2 separate regions of the Homo sapiens genome follow, and region 1 is linked to region 2. The links are chromatin loops, found by intact Hi-C in ENCODE. Cell type or tissue: ovary. All regions are shown on one strand. Each heading gives the region's core, and the rest is flanking DNA. Links, peaks and the distances in the headings are about the cores only. Region 1 has its middle 10 kb from the start of MARCKS. Region 2 has its middle 150 kb from the start of LINC02518.

What was found. Peaks named below come from ENCODE experiments on the same cell type or tissue, not always from the same donor. Only the 100,000 strongest peaks of a DNase experiment are listed, where the experiment ranks them.
Region 1: it touches region 2 in a loop (8-fold over the local background); 4 of 110 quality-filtered maps call a loop at or near these places.

Annotation. Positions count from the first base shown.
Region 1 is chr6:113,845,767-113,848,698 of GRCh38, reverse strand. No RefSeq gene overlaps it. Among named protein-coding and RNA genes, the nearest start is that of MARCKS, 10 kb to the left of the region's middle. RefSeq lists an enhancer at 2,303-2,597. In ovary, for the core only: no CTCF peak of the experiment used is centred there; no DNase peak of the experiment used is centred there.
Region 2 is chr6:113,281,106-113,284,037 of GRCh38, reverse strand. No RefSeq gene overlaps it. Among named protein-coding and RNA genes, the nearest start is that of LINC02518, 150 kb to the left of the region's middle. In ovary, for the core only: no CTCF peak of the experiment used is centred there; no DNase peak of the experiment used is centred there.

The DNA.
Region 1 (2,932 bases), core at 244-2,743, 560 kb before region 2:
TATTGTCATCACAAAACATATTTTTGGACAACTGAATAAAAACATAAATGGTTAAGTTGTGCCAAAAACTTACCTCTACCTTTCCTGGGGCAAAAGTGTGAGTGTTGCTTAGAGCAGAGTGAAGCTTTTTGGAATGTAGGTAAAGTAGGGTGTAGAGAAAGGGAGAGAATGTTACAGTTGGAAAGAGAATCCAGATGTGAGATGTGGCTGAGAGATGAGATCAGAGATAAGAAGGTACAGCCCTTCACAGTGCCACTGTGAGAAAACTGTAAGGATTCCTGGGATGGAGGGGACTCATGGCTGAGAATGTAGGGAGTGATGAAAATGTGACATTCTTCCATTAAGGCTACAGTTGGAATTTGATTTACATTTTGATTGTAGGTGTAAATACTTGACAGTTTTAAAATTTCAATCACTATTGTATATATTATTTCATTTAATAGCCACAGTAAATTCAGAGATCAATTAGATCAATTAGGTGAATTCCCAGTTATAAGGCTGTTAAATAATTTGCTTAAAATCCCAACTACAGGCCGGGCTCGGTGACTCACGCCTGTAGTCCCAGCACTTTGGGAGGCCGAGGCAGGCAGATCATGAGGTAAGGAGTTTGAGACCAGCCTGACCAACATGGTGAAACTCTGTCTGTACTAAAAATAAAAAAATTAGCCAGGTGTGGTGGCACGCGCCTATAATCCCAGCTATTCAGGAGGCTGAGGCAGGAGAATCGCTTGAACCTCGGAGGCGGAGGTTGCAATGAGCGGAGATCACGCCACTGCGCTCCAGCCTGGGCAACAGAGAGAGACCTCATCTAAAAACAAAAAAATTCCCAATCTCAACTGTAGCTACCCAGACCAGCCAGTATCTTGTGGTCTGCTGGGACAGACAGGGACTTTGTCACTGCCCTATGCTGAGGTCTCTGTCTCTTTTACATGTCTTCCACTCCCCTTCCTCTCCAGTGTGTGTGCGCGTGTGTATTTTTTTTAGATGGCTTTTTGCTATGTTGCCTAGCTGGAGTGCAGTGGCTATTCACAGGCCTAATCATAGCTCGCTGCAGCCTCAAACTCCGGGGCTCAAGCTACTCATCTTCTTGAGTAGCTGAGTCAACAGGCATGCATCACCACACTCATCTCGTCTCCAATATTGAGGAAAAGATACTTAAGGCAAGTTTTCAATTGACTTTGGATTTTTTCTCATTGCTTTAAATATTGCTTTTATGCCAATGACACAACAATCAGAATTTCCTATCCTAATGGCTAACTGAAATTCCAGCTCTGTATTTTCCATTGTCTCCGTACTGATCTGGTAATTGCTGCTCGTATATTTCTCACCACTTTCTTAAAGTCAGGTTATTGTTTTCCCATCTAAACCAGCTCATCTTCTGAGTGATCTAGTGTACCATGTCTTACACTTTCCACTCAAGATACTTTACAATGAGTCCAAAATGTCTCCAGGAAAGCTAATGATTTCCTTCCCTTCCTTTCCTTCCCTTCCTTCTCTTCCTTTCTCCCCTGATGATTTCTTCAGCTTTCTTGGAGACATTTTAGACTCATTTCTCTCCATTTTTCAGGCTAAGAATAGAACCAGATATAAGGCCTCCTTAGGTTTCAGTATGGTTAAACACTCCACTACCAATTAGAATGTAAAACAAAAAATAAAATAAAACAAACCCTGAAGTTTTTGCCCATTTGTTTAGTTTATAAACCTCTTTTCACCTCCATTATCTTTCACGTCTCAGGCACATATTACATTATGTTGCTTTTTTCTCTAAAATTCCTATTGATTAGACTTTACTAAATATAAAAATAATTGAGTATCAAGGAGAAGACTGGAATTCTCACTGTATAATTTGTTATCAGCTCAGAACACCTCATGGATTATCCTTGTCAAGTTGTGTTGATTTATTTTCCTTTCAAACATCTCTGGTATTTTCTCCCTTCCAAGGACTAAAACTCAAGTCAATGTTCTTGATATTTTCTGCCTGAATTACCTACTAGGTCATCATTCCCCTCTCCAGGGCATTCAATGCCACAAATATCTCTCTTGTCACATCTCTGATCAAAAATTGGCTTCTAGTTGCCTGGGATCTAACCCTCCCTGCCTGACTTCCAAGGCTGTTTATAATCTGTCACCATAATCTCTAGACAGAGGACCAGTTTGGATCACTGAATGATGATTTATTAAACTCTTCCTTATAATTGTTTTAATTTGCCTCCCAATAAAGAACTAGTAGTTACAAGTTTTTAATATAGACCCAATAAATATACTTTATAGAGAAAAGACTGAAGAATTCCAAGATATTTTATAATTTAAAAAAATTTAGGAAGCCAGTTTTTCACCAGTGTCTCTCCCTCTCTCCTTTCTTCCCTAAAAACTAAGCAGATTTCAAGGAGGTTATCAACTGATCTCCCTTTTTACTGAGAAGAGAGCCTTGTCTTTGAACTTCTCAGGGTCCTGTCACAGTCTTTTATGTTTGTCTGACTCAACCACAGCAACAGTTGCATCAGTAGGGGCAAAATGTCCTCCTAAGAAGCAGAGAAGAGAAAATGACAATTGATAAATAATAGATATTTCCTCCTGATTATGTTGACAAGACCAGTTTTCCTTCTTGATCAAAATACTTTTTTTCATGTCCTTAACATTTTATTTTCTAACACTAACACTTAATTTCTTTATCTCCTGCTTTTTCCTACTGTAACTTTTTTTTTTTTTTGAGAAGGAGTCTTGTCTCAGTCACCCACGCTGGAGTGCAGCAGCGCAATCTTGGCTCACTGCAACCTCTGCCTCCCAGGCTCAAGTGATTCTTCTGTCTCAGCCTCCCGAGTAGCTGAGATTACAGGCATGCACCACCACGCCTGGCTAATTTTTGTATTTTTAGTAGAGACAGGGCTTCACCATGTTGGCCAGGCTGGTCTCAAACTCCTGACCTCAGGTG
Region 2 (2,932 bases), core at 316-2,815:
ATACATGTGCCGAATGTGCAGGTTTGTTACATAGGTACATGTGTGCCATGGTGGTTTGCTGCACCTATTGACCCATTCTCTAAGTTCCCTCCCGTCACCCTCCATCCCCCAACAGGCCCTGGTGTGTGTTGTTCCTCTTCCTGTATCCATGTGTTCTCATTGTTCAACTCCCATTTATGAGTGAGAACATGCAGTGTTAGGTTTTCTGTTTCTGTGTTAGTTTGCTGAGAATGATGGCTTCCAGCTTCATCTGTGTCCCTGCAAAGGACATGATCTCTTTCCTTTTTATGGCTGTGTAGTATCTCATTGTGTATATATACCACATTTTCCAGTCTATCACTGATGGACATTTGGGTTGGTTCCATGACTTTGCTATTGTAAATGGTGCTTCACTAAACATATGTGTGCATGTGTCTTTACAGCAGAATGATTTATATTCCTTTGGGTATATACCCAGTAATGGGATTGCTGGGTCAAATGGTATTTCTGATTCCACATCCTTGAGGAATCTCCATACTGTCTTCCACAATGGTTGAACTAATTTACATTCTCACCAACAGTGTAAAAGCTTTCCTATTTCTCCACACCCTCACAACATCTGTTGTTACTTGACCTCTAATAATCACCATTCTGACTGGCATGAGATGATATTTCATTGTGGTTTTGATTTTCATTTCTCTAATGATTAGTGATGTTGAGTTTTTTTCATATGTTTGTTGGCCACATAAATGTCTGAAAGATCAGTAATGTTGACAAATATCTAGCTCAACTCAGAGAGACAGAGAGAGGGGATATATAAATTACCAAGATCAGGTATGAAAGAAGGGACATACATATTAATTTTCCATATATTTAAAGAATGATAAATACTATGAATAACTTTATGCTGATAAGTTTGACAGCTTATGTGAAATTAACAAATGCCTTTAAAGACACAAAATTACAAAAGTTATTTAAAAATAGAAAACTGAATAGTGTTTACCAACTAAACATTTTCAATTTCGTTTTAAAAATCTTTCCCGAAGAACATCCCAGGAACAGATAATCTTACTGCTGAATTTTATCTAATATTAAAGGAAAAAACAACTGAACAACTGAAATTCTATATATTTTTTTAAATAAAAGGATAATACTTCCTAACTCTTTATCTGAGGCTAGCATTTCTCTTATACCAAGGTCAGACCTGCACATTATAAGAAAGCAAGCAACAAATTAATATTCCTCAGGAATGCAGAGAAAAAGTCTTTGATAGTAACAAATCCAGCAACATTTAAAAATAATAAATTGTGACAAAGTCTAGTTAATCCCTAGATTATAAGGTTGGTTTAGCATTTAAAAATCACTCAGTAATTAATCAATTAACAAAGTAAAGGGGAAAACCATGATTATCTTTATAGATGCAGAAAAGGACATCTGACAACATTCAATACTCATTCACGATAAAAATTTATGAACAAGTTAGGAATAAAATGTAGTTTTCTCACCCTGATAAAGGGTACTTTAAAAATGTCAGCTAACATACATAATGATGAAAGCTTGAATGCTTTCTCCCCCCAAATTGGGACCAAGTAAAAGGATATCTGGCCTTACCACTTCCATATAACACGTTGCTTGCTTTCCTAGCCATAACAACAAAAGAAGTAAAATAAAAGACATACCGATTGGAAAGGAAAGAGTAACATTTTCTGTACTAACAGACAACATGGCCACATATAAACAAAATCCTAAGGAACCTACAAAAAACCTGCTGAAATTAGTAAGGGAATTTAGCAAAATCTTAGAATACAAGGTCAATAAACCAAACATAAAAATCAATTGAACTCATAAATATTTGCATTGAACCACTGAAAAATAAATTTTAAAATATTTCATTATTAATAACATCAAAAACATGAGATATTTAGTGATTAGTTTAATAAAGTGGGGGACAAACCTGTACACTGAAAACTACAAAAGATTACTGAGAGAAATTAATGAAAACCTAAATAAATGAAAAGATATAACATGTTCATCACTTAAGAGGACTCAATGTTGAGATGTTAATTTTCCCTAAACTCATCTATAGAATTAATATGATTGCAATCAAACTCCAGCAGACTTTTTTTTTTAAAAGAAATTGACAAACTGTTTCAAAAATTTATTTGGAACTGCATTGTTAATAGTTTTGCTACATGGTTTTCCTGATGTTTCCTGCACATGCCAAAGAACTGCTCCCCATCCTCAATTAGGTATTAACCAGGCAGGAATCCTCTATGGAATTAATCCATGTGAATAGTGAAAGAGATTCACAAAGATGCCAAATATATTTACATTTCATAATGAGATAAATTGGTGGAATTTTAAGAATGTGACAGACTGACTTAAAAATTTTGGTGGTATGCATATGATCTGTTTACCCAGGGAGATGCCACCATCTACTAAGGTTATGGTAGGTTGAGAATGTGCCACAAGGGCAACCCCTCTGCCGGCATTTCTCAGCAACTTAGTTTTCTCATGAGACCACAGATGCTCTAAAAATGTTTTTTAAATGTTGTTTGTTTGTTTGTTTTCTCATAATGCTTTCCTTAGCACTAGTGGCTGTTTCCAAGAATTGTAAGAGGGATATTTGTAAGAGCAAGAACAGCTTACATTACAAAAAATTATCTACAATATTTCATCATTAATAACTGTGGTTTCTTTCTATAACAACAACTGCTTATAAAAGGCAGACTTCATTAACATTCCTCAGTCCTGCTGAGTCTCCCCTGCAGCTCTCAGCAGTCATTCACATTTCCAAAAAGCAGGAAGGTCAAAATTCTGCATCTCCATGTGTCAGAATCACTTCATGACTTCTACTTACATTCAGACCACATGGGTCTCCATTCTTGCTTCTGAAACAGAAACCCAGCAAGAATGCACTCTCTGGTTAGAACAGCCATGTTGGTAAAGCAAT